Linked DNA regions of Mus musculus: region 1 is linked to region 2. Evidence: chromatin loops called from intact Hi-C (ENCODE). Cell type or tissue: left cerebral cortex. All regions are shown on one strand.

What was found. A loop is a pair of places that touch in the nucleus more often than their neighbours do. Peaks named below come from ENCODE experiments on the same cell type or tissue, not always from the same donor. Only the 100,000 strongest peaks of a DNase experiment are listed, where the experiment ranks them.
Region 1: it touches region 2 in a loop (7-fold over the local background); 34 of 42 quality-filtered maps call a loop at or near these places.

The regions. Positions count from the first base shown.
Region 1 is chr4:9,606,674-9,614,673 of GRCm38, reverse strand. It overlaps Asph (aspartate-beta-hydroxylase), which reads left to right. Exons shown (of 24, transcript NM_023066.3): 4 at 3,736-3,831; 5 at 6,803-6,877. Among named protein-coding and RNA genes, the nearest start is that of Asph, 58 kb to the left of the region's middle. In left cerebral cortex, CTCF peaks have their summits at 120 (motif pointing left) and 4,496 (motif pointing left); DNase peaks (open chromatin) are centred at 123, 4,134, 4,222 and 4,479; H3K4me3 peaks cover 532 bases.
Region 2 is chr4:9,661,952-9,669,951 of GRCm38, reverse strand. It overlaps Asph (aspartate-beta-hydroxylase), which reads left to right and starts at 790. Exons shown (of 24, transcript NM_023066.3): 1 at 790-1,171. The coding sequence starts at 1,042. In left cerebral cortex, CTCF peaks have their summits at 709 (motif pointing right), 4,112 (motif pointing right), 7,503 (motif pointing right) and 7,702 (motif pointing right); DNase peaks (open chromatin) are centred at 1,327, 2,591, 4,116, 6,451 and 1 more place; H3K4me3 peaks cover 3,165 bases; H3K27ac peaks cover 2,206 bases.

The DNA of each region.
Region 1 (8,000 bases), 55 kb after region 2:
TTCTGCCCTTTAGAAGTCTATTGAGATCCAGTTGCTAAGCCCTTTTGTTTAGGTTGTCCTCTTGACGCAGCTTCTCCGTAACATCTGTGCCACCTAGTGAGTAAGCTGTGTGGCTTCTGCTCCTGGGCTTTATTTAGCTTGCTCCTTCTGGAAGGCTTGTACCGCACATGCTCAGCCACCATGGAAGAGTTCCTTACATTAGCAGCTGATGGATACTTGTTTGATGAACTGCTTGATGTAAATGAATATGTAAATAAATAACACATTTATGAAGTGTGAAGCTGTTATGTTTATGGAGGTAGATTATACCATTTTGTTCTCATTCTGGTGGGTATGGCTGGATAGCCTTGAATCCTGTAAAGCTTATCATTCATGGGCCCAAGAGAATTGTGCTCAGTGTCAAGGATACTGTGAATGGCTTAAATCCTGGCTTCATTTATATTTGGTAGTTTCTTGCATTTTTAATTAAAATGAAAGAAACAGATATTTATAAATGTAAATTTTAAAAAGCCTTCTAACTTCTGTAATGAATCTACAGAACAAAAACCAAGATGTTGTAAGAAAAAGTTTTACATTTGATCCCACTATTGTCATTGCCTGATGACATTTGAACCTCAGCAGTGTCAGTAAGCAGCTGCAGTGGAGTGCAACATGGCAGGAAGAGTCCCTCAGAAGTCTGGGGCAGCCAGGCAGTGGCCCCTTTGCTTCTGAATAGCTCATCTGGAAGAGGCTTGCCTTTGCCTCTGGGAGCTGAGTCGTTGTCTGAGGCTGTAGGGGCTGAGAGCAAGCCAGCTTGCAACTGCTCTACCAATTAAGTTAGATGGTAGAAAGAGAGACAAAGACAGAGAGACAGAGACAGACAGAGAGAGAGACAGACAGACAGAGACACACACACACACACACACACACACACACACACACACACACACACAGAGAGAGAGACAGAGAGAGAGACAGAGAGAGAGAGAAAAAAAAAAACTCAAGCTAGTGTGAATCTGGATATAGCCTGGACGTAGCGCTGAGCAGCTGTCTGTAAGTGTGTCATTTGACTGATAGTTTGGGTGGAAATGAAGCTGTGCAGTATTGTCTTTTGTGATATTTTCCATGTTTTTTATTCTTTGGATTATAATGATAAATGATTCCCAGTTGTGTTACAGAAAGCTGCCTCTTTGTGTATTGTGTCTGAAAACTTAAACTGGTACCCTTTGATTTCATTGTATGCATCCACAGGGACTAGACCACAAATGGATTACATTTTATAATGTAACTTTAAATATTCATTTCAAGTTCCAGCCCTAACCCTTTGTCATGTGTACTTCTCAATAAATGAATCAAGCTTTAACACAAACAAACAACAAAAAACCTCTTTCCTCTTAGTCTGAATTGGTCACATGTGTTATTTATGTCGGTTTTGTATAACAGGAGTTACTACTGTACAGGGATGGCCAGGGCTTCTCCGAGGGTTATTAAAGCTATTTCAGTGTGGCTTCCTTTGTTAAAAGTTTGTAGGGGCCCAGTAAAGGAGATGCATAAATATGGTTTTCACTGCTTTGAAATTTATAATAAAATTTATTTGTGCAAATGTCCCCTCTGGATATAGCACTGAATAGCTGTTTGAAAGTATGTCATTTGACTGATGGTTTGGGTGGAAATGAAGCTGGTTAGCATTTTCTTTTCATACATTTTTCCATTCTTTTTATCCTTTGGATTGTAAAGGTAAATGACTCCCAGTTGAGTTACAGAAAGCTAGCTCTTTGTGTATTGTGTCTGAAGACTTAGACTGGTACCTTTTAAATACATCATTTCTTCCTTTTTCAAATGAAATGGACTTTTCTAGGTTTGGTAAGAATGGAGTTTCTGGCACTTGCATCTGCCATTGGATGGGACTATTGTTGAAAACACTTTAAATGCAGACCAGTTTGAAAGCCAGTTGAGTGTATGTTAGTGAAGGGTGATGTTGTAGCCTTCCATTCACACTGAGACACTTCTGAGAATATAGTTACTGTTGCTTGACATCAGGCACATACTGATACCACCTGGGGAAAACTAGACACATTATAGAGAAATCGTGGATACAGTCAAATCTCTTGAAAACAGTAGCAGCAGGATTGTTGCATTCTTCTTAGGAATCCCTTGTAAACTGTAAGAGCAAGATTGTTGCAGTCCTTGTTTCTCCACTGACATCCCTGTGCCAACCAGGCATATCTAAGGCTCTTTGACCCTGCAGTGAGCCTCTTTGTAGTGGACTGGCAGAGTGGGCCCCACTGCATGCCCTCGCCCTGAAGTAGGCATTTCTGTAGCAATTGCTTTGGCCAACTGTCGACTGACATACTGAATGCAGAGACAAAGCACATGAGTCCATGGAATCCTAAGCCTCTCCTGATTGACTGAGCACAACTCACCTACTGCCAGTCAAGAGGTAAAAGGGCGGGCTACATCAGTGAGAAAGAGCTTTGTCGTTTTCATGCTGTATTTCAAGTAGATGTGAGGCACTGTAAGGATTTCCAACCCTACTCACACTCTGAGCAAGTGAACTAGTTTGAAATCTCTTTTATAGTTAGATTACACTGATGTGTAGAACAAAGCGGTGTGTGGTGGTGGTGTGTACAGGGAGTGTTGAAATTGAGGAAATAGAAGATTGCCAAGCCAGCCTGTTGCTTTTGCAGTCTCTGTAAGAGTACAGAAGTAACCTCTGGCAGAAACAAGAATAAGAGACCAGACAAAGAATAAAGTAAAATGCTTGAGTTGACATAAGGGGAGTGTGGGCATTAACTGTACAGTGGTACCTACAGTCTACAGAATGTGAGAGCTGGCTTGACCTTTTCTCCAAGGGCCACTGTGCCCATCTTCCCAGATGCCACCCTCGTCCAGCTCTCAGTGAGGGCAAAGAAGCTCAGACTCAGCAAACAGAATTGGACTCTTAGTCCTGCCTTGGTTTCCTGAACAGCTGTATTAAGGATTTATCTAATGTTCCCTTCCACATGCAACACATCACAGCACTACCTTAGTGTTTATGTGGCTCATGTTAACTTGCTTCCTGCCTTATTTTTTATTACCGTTTGTTTTGTTTTGTTTTTGAGGCGGGCTTCTCTGTGTAGCCCTTCCTGTCCAGGGATTGCTCTGTAGCCCAGGCTAGCCTTAAACTCATAGAAATCCACCTGCCTCTGCCTCCCTCGTGCTGGGATTTCAGGTATGCCCCTCCCCCAGCTCAGCTTTCCTTACTTTTAAACAGATTTTTTTGGATACCTTTTAGCTCTAGAAAAATAATATGGTTGCTTACAGGTGGTACTTTGTGAAACTTGTACTGCGTTACATATGATTTATTGAAAACTCTGGTATTCCCTAATCAAACATTACACATGAAAAGTGAACTCAGGTCTGGAGTGTGCACAGCCCAGCTTATGAGTGTCATATGGTCCCTTCTGCTGGGCACTGAGCTCTGGCTTACAAGGTCCTTAAACAAGACAGGAGTCTGGACTCCCACGCATCTTCTTTTGGCAAGGCTAGACATGGTTAGTCTATGTTGTGAATATTTATCAATCCCTTTTAAAAAGTTTTAAGTACACGGAAGACCCTCATGAGATGAAAGACCCTTTCCTCGGTCTTAAACACAGTACTGGGAAGCCCGAGCGTCCTGTCCCACCAATCACATGTTTGAAAGTTACTTTTTCTGATTTAAAGTATAAAGGTGATTTTTAAAGAAGTCTTAGTTAACACTGTGAATAAAAAATGCAGGCCTTAAAGAAAGATCTCCTTCTGAGAGGACATTTCCACCGGAGGAGGAGGCAGAGACTCACGCTGAGCTGGAGGAGCAGGCCCCTGAGGGGGCAGGTAAGTGTCACTGAACACTCTGCAGGGCTGCTTGGTCTGCAGGTATCTTTTCAGTTACCACTCATGTCTCACCCCATTGTTCACATCATTTATAAAACGAGCTGCCGTTTGTTCTCTTCTGGGATTATAATAAATACTCTTGTAGTGAAGATGTGTCTAGGGTTATTTTAATAAAAATTCCAAGGCACAGGTTATTGTTGTCCGTTGCCCATGACCATGCAGTTGGGAACGACAGAAGCCAAATGCGTCCTGACTTTAACTCCAGCACTCTTGCCTTATTATATCCAAAGTAGGAACAGGCGCAGACTGTACACAGCCTGTTTGCTGTCTGCCCCATGCACGATTCCACCAGGAATGAAGAGCTAAGCATCCCCTGTCCTCTTCCCATCTGTGCCCAAAGCAATAGCCTCTGTTGACGTCCTTGTTTTAGGTAAGCACTTCCTGCCAGAAGACACCAGAGACAGAAAGAAATGCTTCCGTAGATCAGTTCATATTCTTTCCACAAAGGGACTTTGACTCATAGATTGGGTATGCTGACGTATTTTAACAAATTGGCACATAAAAATATAATCTATCACCATTATTTTCTGATTGTGGCATAGTAATTTATAGAATATTAGCTTCTGTACTTTGTCGCAATAATTAAGAAAATTGGTTTCACTGCGCCACCTATTGGAAGTGCTGGATATGACACTTTATTGGAAACAATACATGGCCCCAAGTTGTGCTGGTGAATACTATTTGATTTTCTTTGCTTCATTCCTTTAAGGAATAGTATATTAGTCTGAGTTTTATTATGTGTTTATTTCTGAATTTCAGGAGAACTTACTGTATCCCTCCTATGACTGTGGAATTAGTGTAAGCCTCCAGAATCCACAATACTTTTTAAAAAGTTTTTTTTAAATATTTGAATTTAACACATAATATTTTACTTTTTAGCAAATAAATTTGTAGTTAAAAAATCAGTTCTTGAGCAAGTATTGGGTCTTAGATGTGCCACATGCCATATTCTTCCCTTTGGTTATTAGAATCATTCATATTCTTTGCAAATGATCGCTTACTCCAGTGAACTGTTAGCCTCCATTCTTTTTAACCTCTTGGCAATGTCCCTTCCAGGTTACATTCTGCTCTCTCAGCTGTTCTCTTGTTGACACGTCAGTTCTTCTTTTCCTTCTCTGCCTTCCTTCGTTTGTTTGACTATCACAGCTACTTATTATCTCTCATAAAATGCAGTAAAATGAAGCCCTCGGTGCCCTCCTAACACCACCTCCCCCGACTTCGCCTCTTCACTGTCGTGACCACACTTGACAGAACGCACTGTGCAGCGTTGCCTTTTTTTACTTTATTTTCTGTTCATTCTTTAACATGTTGTAGCCCAGCTTCTGGCTCTGTCCCATCTTCGAGGGAGAAAAAAGTCATGGATAGAGTCAGAAATGAAGTGGCAGGGAGTGCTTACCTAGTTCAAAACAGGCACTGGTAACAGATGAGTCTGGAAAAGTGTGGAGGACCTCATTTGTAGTTCTCAATCCATGGTGGCATCAGAGTCAGTAAGGAGCCAAGTGTAGGAGCAGAGCATCCCCACGACTTGGCTAGAGACCTTCATGTATCTCATAGGAGCAGAGCATCCCCATGCTTTGGCTAGAGACCTTCCTGTATCCCATAGGAGCAGAGCATCCCCAGGCCTTAGCTAGAAACCTTCCAATGATGCCCTGGATGCTTTCTCAGCATTAGTGAAATGGCCCGGTGAGGAGGCTGGCACAAACACTGGGAGACTGAAGGAAGAGCAGAGATTACGGACCTGTATATAATTACATCAGGGCATCAACATGAATGACTAGCGAAGCAGATATAGAAAATCTTTATGCTTTCGGAAGGTTTTAGTAAGTGACTAGCATAGAGTGTTAAACCCTCCCCCTGTCTCAACTTTGAATTTGTTCGGTCTGTCACGGGAGAGCTGTGCTTTGTAGCTACCACCATTGGCATTATCCTGTACGAGCCACTGGTGCTGCCAGGATTAAGTCCAGCACTGTCACCCACCAGCCTGCAAGTGTTGTTGTAGAAACAGCTTGCTGTGTAATGTTGGGGTGTATCTTATAATCAGGTAAGTGCTACGGTGCTGTGGCAATGTCATCATTAGTGGCCACTTTATAAGTCATTATTGTGTGAGTCTGGGGATCTGGCTTTCAGACACATTGTTGAGAGCTGCAAATGAGGTCCTCCACACTTCTCCAGACTTGTTCTGAAGCTGGTACAGAGTTCGTTATCATCACGTAAGCTTCATTTTTGTGTGGCCCGGCCCTACTCACTAGGATTCTCGCGCTTCCAAGAGTGACCTATTCCAGTCAGGAGGTCAGAGGTGGTCACATTGTTTAGTGTGTATTAAATTTGGTCTTTTTCAGTACCCCTGTTTATGAAAAGTTTGCTTCTAACATGAATGGAAATTTTATTAGTTAAAAGTTGACAGCATTTTCTCTATGACTATTTCTTTTTTTAAAAAAAGATTTATTTATTTTATGTATGTGAGTACACTGTAGTTGTCTTTAGACACACCAGAAGAGGACGTCAGACCTCATTACAGATGGTTGTGAGCTACCATGTGGTTGCTGGGAATTAAACTCAGGACCTCTGGAAGAGCAGCCAGTGCTCTTAACCTCTGAGCCATCTCTCCAGCCCCTCTATGACTATTTCTTAAAGGAAAACCTTACGCCTAAATTAGTTTCTTTAAAAGTCTTTTGGAAAGTTTCTTAATGTTTAAACCTACTGAACAAATAAGGCGAATTTTAAGTATTACGTTTCCTGATGTAGGGGAGTGAATAGCATGTGAACAGGAAAATACAGAGCCTCTCAGACAAATGTAGTCATTGCAGTATGTGTGTCCATGCCATATTTAAGTGTTGGAATTTCCTATTAACACTTCAGCATTGTTTGTTTGTTTGTTTGTTTGTTTATTTATGATTTGTAATTATTTTAGACATCCAGAATGTTGAAGATGAAGTAAAGGAACAAATTCAGTCCCTTCTTCAGGAATCAGTACACACAGACCATGGTATGAATTCAGTTCTGTTTTACACAAGTTTCTAAAATAGCTGGGTTTCTATAACTACATTCCAAGCAACTATAGCCTATTACTTCTAGGGGGAACACTGGGTATACTTTTCAAAATCCCCCCTCACTGTGACGGAGTTTTATGGACACTTTTAATTTAAATATCATATAAATAAATGTACATAAAAAAGTCCTGGATTTTATCAGGAATAAATGGAGAGTCAGAGTGGAGTGACCAACACAGGCCAGCGGCTTCTGGCTGCTTGTCTTAGAGTGGTCCTCTATCTTTGGGAGCCATCATGTATGCCTGTGTGCATCAGAGAGACCGAATTTAAAGTCAGCATGGCTCATGAAAGTCAGTTCTACAAGGATGGGGGTGCAGAAGAGTGGAAAGTCCAGCAGGTTCTTGTCGCACTGGCTCAGGGGCTAAGGCACACGTGATGAACAGCTAACCAGAGGAAAGAATCCATCCTCAAGCCAAGTTCCCTGCCTCACTGTCTTGGTTCTGTGTTATGTCCTTAGAGAGATTTTCTGCATAGATGGTTACACAGGTGGCCTGTGGCTTCAGACATCATTTAAGTGTTGTTACTCCTGTACATGTCACCAGTGACTCTTTAGAAGTTTTAATATACCCAGTTACAGCTCCATTTGGGGATGCTGTGGGTGACTCGGACTGCAGCTGTGCCTAGCACAGGCTTTCCTTCCCATGCTGTCTCTCAGCTCCTCGTTAGCCCTGCCCCATGCCAGTTGCTCTCACTTGAGCTTTTTATACGCTCGCTCGTTAATGACTTTGCCAGGTCTGTAGTGGCTCAAGGTTAAACTCCATGCGCTTTCTATGGTTTCTTTGCTCTTCTAGCTGCAAGTCCTGTCCAAGTTGCTCTTACATTCTGACTCTTGTTTCCAAACTGTGTCTGTTACTGCTTGTCATGGCCCTGCAGTGGCATTTGTCTAGGTGTGTTTCTCTTTTCTCTTCTCTATGCTGTGTCGGCTGTGGCTTTATTGGTTAGGCGTTTTCACACAGTCTCTCATAATAATTTCATCTTATCTGACCAGGGGCCTTTGCATCTGCTGTGTCATCTGCTTGGGTGTTTCTCATTCCTACCTCATCTTCACACCTCATCAGC
Region 2 (8,000 bases):
CACAGCAGTGGCTCACTCTGGGTCTTCTACAAGGGGCTGCTTCCAAGAACTCCTGGAAGATCTCGACATTGACAGCAATGTATTAAATCACCACATACTTCATGTTTTTTTGTTACCCACAGACACCATGTGGGCAATTGGTAACAAATGATCATGGTCTCTGCTGGACCTTGGCTGGTTCATCCAGCTGTTGCCATTTTTCTTTTGAATATTCAGTTCTCAATCCCGACGCAGTACACTGCATAAGCATAGGAGATCAATGGCTGGGGACATGAAGAAATTCTAGGTATTAGTGTGATGAGAGTGTTGTGCATGGTTAAGAAAATAGGGTTTTTGAGTCATGTTAACATTTTAATGTCTTAACTAAAGGTTCTCCAAAACTACTGATGGCACAAATCCTTATTTTTGACACTGGAAGGCTCAACAATCACAGTGTACTGGCGGAACTGTGGCAAATCCTTTTCAAAGAGAGGGCTTGCACCCTTGGTCGTACTTAGGCACCGGAACCAAATTCCCAAGAAGCCAAGAGGTGGTGCGCAGCTCTCGGGCACCGCCCTCATACCCGCCCCATCCCGTTGGAGCCAGAACACCAACGCTCGCGAGAGTCCTGCCGGCTTCCACGTTTGCCACGTTCCAGAGGATCCAGGCAGACTAGAAAGCCACAAGCCGCTGGGGCTTTGCAGTCACTGCGCAGCAAAAGACAAGCTTTGGCCTGAGGAGGGCAGGCGCGCGTAGCCTGCCCCGCCCCCTGCCAGCGGTCCTCGGGATTGGCTCGTGTTGGCGTCTTTCAGATCTGGTGGGTGGGCAGAGGCTGGCGTGGGCGGGGCCGAGGCCGGGGGGAGCTGAGCGCTCTTGGCAGCCTAAGGAGTCGCAGGCTGGGCGCACGCGAGGCTAACCGCGCGGCTGCACGCTGGTGCAAGTCGTCCGAGGCGCAGCGAGCGCAGTGGACGCTAAGGCGCTGCTACAGGAGTCTCGAAGCCCCGGTGTCCCTAGTGCACTCAGCAAGGCCCCGGTTCTCTGCAGTCCCCGGAGCAGCTCGCGATGGCCCCGCGCAAGAACGCCAAGGGCGGCGGCGGCAACAGCAGCAGCAGCGGCAGCGGCAGCGGCTCGGGCAGCGGTAGCCCGAGCACGGGTAGCAGCGGTAGCAGCAGTAGCCCCGGGGCTCGGAGAGGTCAGAGTCCCCGCAGGCCAGGCCCTGGCTGCGGGCGGGAGCCGGGTGGGCGCTGCAGGTCTGGTCTGATCCTACGTCCGCCGCTCCTCTCCATCCTTAGCGAGGCTCCTGTGTGCGCGGGGCGAGGCCGCGCTCACCGGGCGGGGAGGCGGAGGAGCAGAGTCGGCCGGAGGGGGACCCCTAGCACCAGCCTGCCCGAGCATTGGCCGGCCCTTTCTTGCCTTTCCTGATGGAAGCTGGGTGTAGAGGGCCCTTTATCTTTTTGCAGTTTTCGGGGCGCTTGACCCTGAGCCAAAGTCAGAGAAAGTAAGTTTCAGCCTGGCCAGCAGCGTTGAGGAGCGGCTTGGAGGAGTGTATTCAAGGGCCGGGATGAGACTTGATGCTTCGTTCTTGCAAATTATTTTAAGGAGTTTTGTTTAGTTTTCTTAATATGTATTGCGTTTGCCTTTTAAAATACAAAGGGACATCATAAAGTACTATAGGGATTTTCTCTGTGCCTCCTTTTTCTTTTCTCAATAAAATAAAATAAAATCATAACCCCCCCCCCCCCAAAAAAAAAACCCAACCAAACAAAAAACCCAAAACCCACAAACAAAAAACCCTACTGGTTATTCACCTTTCTTCTCCATGTGCTTAGCCAGCAGAGTGGAGAACAGATGTTTTAAATCTGTTTCGTGTCAGATTTCACCGGTTCTCGGTTTCTCTTATATTTCCTTTGACTCATATTTAGAATATTGGAACTGGAACACACATGTGTATTGAATGTGAGCTCTCAATATCACTGGAAATGATTTAGATTCTATGCTTTGGTCTATGGGCAGCTCATTATTATATGTCATATATAGATTGGATGATTATGGTTTTATTAGTATATGTCAGGACGATAGATGAGCCAACTATGGTTTTTCTTCATAGCACTTGCTGTCTTCATGTATATTCTGTCTTCATGTATTGTCTTTGTTTCACTCTCTTCTATTCCCCATTATCAACTAGAATAGTTCGTTTCCTTAATAGCTGTGCAATAAATATTTGATTAGAAAATGAATGAATAAATGTAAATGGGGAAAGTTAGGCAGTTAAATCCATTGTACACATTAACATTCTGAGAGCTGTTTGTATTCTTAATGGAAAGGACTCTATGTACACAGTTTGAGGTCCAAGGCCACTGTAGTAATTAATTCACCTCAATACCGGTAAAAATGACATTCAGGCTCTCTGGCTCCTAAGTCAGCTAATCTGACATCGGCAGCGCCATTGCTTTGTGGTTGGAGCATAGATTTGAAGTATGTGAATGAGAAGAGCCTACTGAATGTTGAGGAGAAAGCTAATGAGCAAGATTTTAATGTGTTCTGTAGCGATTGCCTGGTGAAATGCGTCTGCTGCTGTCCTGGGAGCTTTGTGTGTGCTGGGGAAGTGCTTTAGCCGCTGAGCTACATCCTAGACTTTCATCTCTATCCTTTACACCCTGATTGCATCCAGGGAAGTCTCTTATGAGGCCTGCCAGTACAGAGAGTGTGCACCGTCCCCTGATAAGTACCAGTGTTACAGTCAGCTGGTAGGGCTGGGAAACCCCAGGATGTATAGTACCTTATTCTTAGGATGTATATATAGTCCCTTATTCTATCATTAGGATGTATAGTCCCTTAGTCTATCATTTGCCCACACTTTAGAGTGACATAACTATAATGAAGCACAATTTCATTCATAATGAATGAAACACCTGTGTTCTAACCCCTCCCCCCAAACTCGAGCCTAAATTACACAGAGCGCATGATTCTTCCTAGGCCATTATTTTAAATAACTATTTCAGTAACTACTGAGTTCTGATTGGGTGAAAGAGAAGGCACCCCAGGTGGAAACTAAAACTCTTCTTCCCTTTGTGCTAAACAGTTACCATTATAATGGGAAAGCGTGGTTCTGTTTATTGCTTTCTTACAGCAGGGTACACCTGAAAGATAAACAGGGTACTGAAAACAAAGTTAACTTTATGTGGTCACTGAGGTAGGGACATGGACATGCAAACCAACTCTAACTGCTGGGGAGTCCGTAGCTGCAGTTACATTGCTGTGGCATTTAGTGTCTTCTAGTTAAATAAGGTGAGAAAATTAATGCTTAAAGGTCTTGCTCAGCCTGTGAAAACCCAGGTAGGACAGAAGAGCATCAACTAAAAGCCAGGTTTTCTGTTGCTCATCATTACACTGCACTGTTTGAATTGTTGGTTCTTAAATAGAATACGTCAGATCTTATAGGGGTTGGGAGTTGAAGTAGTTTATCAAGTTTTCTTCTGGCATGTCCCAGGTAGAGTTACAGTCATTGCAGAAATTTGTGCTTTTGTTTAACTAATAAGCCTTTGATTAAAATATGGTTAAAGTAGCACGTTTAAAAATCATAGTTTGAAAAGTGCACACACTAAGTTTTTAACATTGAGAATCTGATATCAGTGGTGACATTGGTCTCATAACTCATCTCATTAGTACTAAGGTTATTATATAAAAGTATTATGGGGGATGGGAGACCTATAAAGCACATCTATAGAGAAAATATTTTAAAGCATGTGTCTGCTTTCCACTTTCTTCAGCTCAGTTGAGAAATGATAAAGTAGAATTTCATTTTAAATTTTTCAATTTGCTCCTTAGAATACAGAAGAAAGGAGTTGGACATTTTACGTTTAACATGCATCTAAAAGGTGATTTACCTAGCCGGGGTTTTGAACGCAGGTATTTCATTCATAGAGTGTGCTTCACTATTACTTGGCCAGTGAAAAGTCTTTCTCACATTTACTGATTGGGAAAGTGTTTGAGGAAGAGGGACATGGTTGTCTTTGGGTTTATGATACAGTACAGAGGGGTCTGTGCAATGTATCACCATTGTGGCCAGTGTCTTGACATACTTACCACTGGCTGCCTCTTTTGGCTGTGGCTTGCTTTTATTCTGTCACTTACCAGCAGGTGTCGCTGTAGAACATGTTTCCCCTCCCAATTTGAAGCTTCAAGTTATATAATGGCAATTAGATCTTAAAACTATTTTAATCAGTCTGTACTTACCCAGGAACTCTTATCAACTGGTGTTCAATTCTCTCAAGATATCTAATAGATCAAGAAATTTAAGAATAAGCCTTTGTGTGGAACAATCTTAAGACTTATGGAGAATGAAATATGTCCGTATACTTTTGGTAATATAAATTCACACAATCATTTGATGCATTTTGGTCATTGGGAAACACACTTCCAAATTTATTCTTCCCCAGCCTCCATAAACTTTCTGTGTCTCTTAGGTTGCTAATGGATACAGTGTGCTGCTGAGTGTGTCCTGGCTTTCTTGAAAGAAGGGGGCCCAGTCGCAGTTTTTTTCTACTTAACCAAGGGGATAAGTCAGGGCCAGTGACTTAATACTCTACCAGCCAATTAAGGATGGAAAACTAGAAAGCCCATAATTTGCTCACTACAAGAATTGTATGTGTTTGTTGTGTTGGTAGCACTGTTTTTCTAGCTTGGCCAGATCATAGGAAAACAAGTTCTATAAAATACTCGGAGGGAATTCTTTGCAACCATACCATGGGCTGGGAGATTATTCGAAAATAAATAGATAAAGTTTACATTTTCTTCTAGTTAATAGTAGTACCGTGGTTATGTGGGCTAACTTAGATATTTTGTTCATGTGCACTGATCCCAAAAGGGAACAACAAATACCATTTTTCTCATGAAAGGCAGTGCAGTTTGGAACAAGGAATCTGATAGCCCAGGCCTCTATTTGTTTTAGAAACATGTGGCAAGTCTCTCTGACATCGCTAATCTTAATCCATTTACTCTCTGTTTTGCTTCCTGGTTCCCGATAGCCTAAGACAATATGATATGCCTTGATGCATATCAAATTGTACACGTGTCCATGCTGATGGTGAGAGTGAAAAACCTGAGAGAATACAAAGTACCCATCTTGCTTGACAAGCTGCACTACTGTTACTCTGTAACATGTTTGTTTCAAATATAGGATTCCTTTTGCAGTAGACTCTATTGTAACTTTCTGAAGCACTAGATACAGTTTTGTAAGTGTTTCATTTGTACAGCCGCCTTCCTGTTGCTATTTGCCAGCTGATCTCTTAGCGATTTGTAACATTCTGTATCTTAGTAAAGCTCAGATACAATGTGCTCTTTTGATGCTCTTCCAGCTACTGATTTAATGTCCTGAGAAGGACTTGGCCTGGATCTTCAATATGCTGCTTCTGCATCCCCAGCAAGTACAGAGTCCAAAAGGCTGTTAGAGAAATCCCATTTAGTAAAAACTGTATGCATAGCTAGATAAGGCCAAGATAGTCTAGTGTGATTTAGCATAATAGGGCATCTAGAGTTGATAGTAATATATAGTGTGTTTCAAGATAAGATTATTTTCAAAAATTGCATTATAAAAATCATATTTGAAGATAGAATATTTTACCTGATTTACATATTGTACATGGTGAAACATTGTAAGTTACTCCATTAATATGTATAATTTTTCTCTGTCAGTTAAAAACTTACTTAAAGCCATTTATAATTTCCCAGGATAATTTGAGGAAAGCTTCAACTGTCTGTCCCTAAACCTGTGGTGCCTGGCTGGCTCCATCTGCTGCCCCAGTGGCTAGCTGTTCAACACTGTACTCATGGGTAGATTTTTGCCATTCGGAAACAGAAACAGAAGGCTAGAGATGAGATGGTCACTCTCTGAGTCCCACTGCAGCCGTGTATTCTGGGATCTAGTTCATGAGCTCTGCTGGTACTTCGGGGAGCCTGGTGGTGGTTTATCAGACATTATAAGTAATTTTACCTTTATTTTCTGTTCCTCCTGTGTTAGGGTGTTGGATCATGTGTGTGCATTTGGCATTTGCATTTCAGGAATGTGATATGGTTCCTTTCGGCTGCTGTTCCTGTCTTTTCACAGTAAGCCATTGAATGGAACTAATTCTAATCAAATTCATGATGGCTGAAGACAAGCAAGTTCGAACTCATTCGACTGAGAGATTTTTAAGCTCCCATGGCCCACGAGCTCTTAAAGGGAAGAGTTACAGGAAAGCTGCTGAAGGTTGCAGGGCGTCCTTTGCCCTTGAGATTCCCTTGGCTCATCTTACAAGTGCCACCACCTGATGTAGGTAGTTTCTATGCTTCAAAGCAGAGATTAGTATGAAAGGGGAAGGGGATGTAGGTGTTGACCACTTACAGAGGAGAACCGTAACAATAGACAGAGCTCTTGTTGAATTTGGAGAAATGTTGACTCTTTTCCTATGTGTATGTTCACAGATCTAACCCAGTGACTCATTCATTATGGAAGGCAGCCAGGGTTGCCTTGTTTTTAAAGTGGAAGAATATTGTTTGATAAAATAAATTTAATCCATAACCAGCCTTGTTATCATTGCTTTTACCCCTGTTTGCCATAGGCTTGACAACTGTTGCTGCCCTGCCAGGCAGTCATTGTTAATATGTTACAGCTATTGTATCTCTCAGGCCATGTATGCCCATATACAGAGTGTTAACTTCCAGTATCTGTTTGAATTCTAGTTATTCTAAAACGGCATATTGCAAGCCTCTTAAACTTTAGGTTCACATGCAAATCTTATCTGGGAGTAGTTCATTTCTTTTACTTGAACAAAAGTTAGTGTTAAAGTTTAGTCTTTGAGTCGAAATGAGTTTTTTTCTTTCTTTCTTTCTTTCTTTTTTTTTTTTTCTTTTCTTTTTTTTTTTTTTTCGAGACAGGGTTTCTCTGTATAGCCCCAACTGTCCTGGAACTCACTCTGTAGACCAGACTGGCCTCGAACTCAGAAATTTTCCTGCCTCTGCCTCCCAAATGCTGGGATTAAAGGCATGTGCCACCACCACCCGGCTTCAAAGTGAATTTTAATAAGATGTTTCTGGCTTAATTTTTAAAATTGTGTCAAGCACTTGTGTTTTTGAATCTACCACTTTTCACCTCATCAATAAAACACATGTGTACTTTTAGATCTGGATCTATTGGAATGCTACTTTAATAGTACCCACTCTACATGTAGAGGAATAAAGCATTCCCACCTTGTGGATTTTCTTCTGTGGGATCACTTCCTAGCCATTCTTATACACTTTTGCTAATCAGTCTCATACATGCTAATATGATCTATATATGTAACCTATAAAATGTTATGTTGCACAATACATGCTAAATACCCATGTACCATATTTATATATGTATATATGATTAAAATATATTTACTATTAAAGATATGTTTTTAGATCAATGTAAAATTTAAATATATTTTATGTGTACGAGTGCTTGCTTGCATGTATGTCTGGGCACCATATTCATCCCTGGTGCCTGTAGAGGCCAGTAGAGGGCATCAAATCACTTGGGACTAGGATTACAAACAGTTGTAAGCCACCATGTGGATGCTGAGAATTGATCCTGGCTTTTAGAAGAACAACCAGTGCTCTTAACCATTGAGCCACCTACCTGTCTGTCCAGCCCAAGAGTTATTTTCCCTTTAATTATCTGTATGTGTTGTGTTTGTGTGTATGTGCACATGAGTGCATGTGCCCTTAGAGGCCAGAAGAGGGCATCAGCTCCGTGGGAGCTGGACTTACAGGAGCTGGTGAGCAGCCTGGAATTGGTGTTGGGAACCAAACTCAAGTCCCATGGAAGAGCAGGAAGAGCTCTTCCATGGGACTTGAGCACCAAATGTGAAATATTTTATTGCTAGCATTATGGATAAAAACTGCTTGAGAAACCTGCCTTTAGAGGCTTTACATGTGCTTGTTTAACATGCAGTAAACATGTTTGTGACTTAGTTCTTGCTCAGGTTACTCTTGCTCTTCATTTCCGTGTCCTCAGC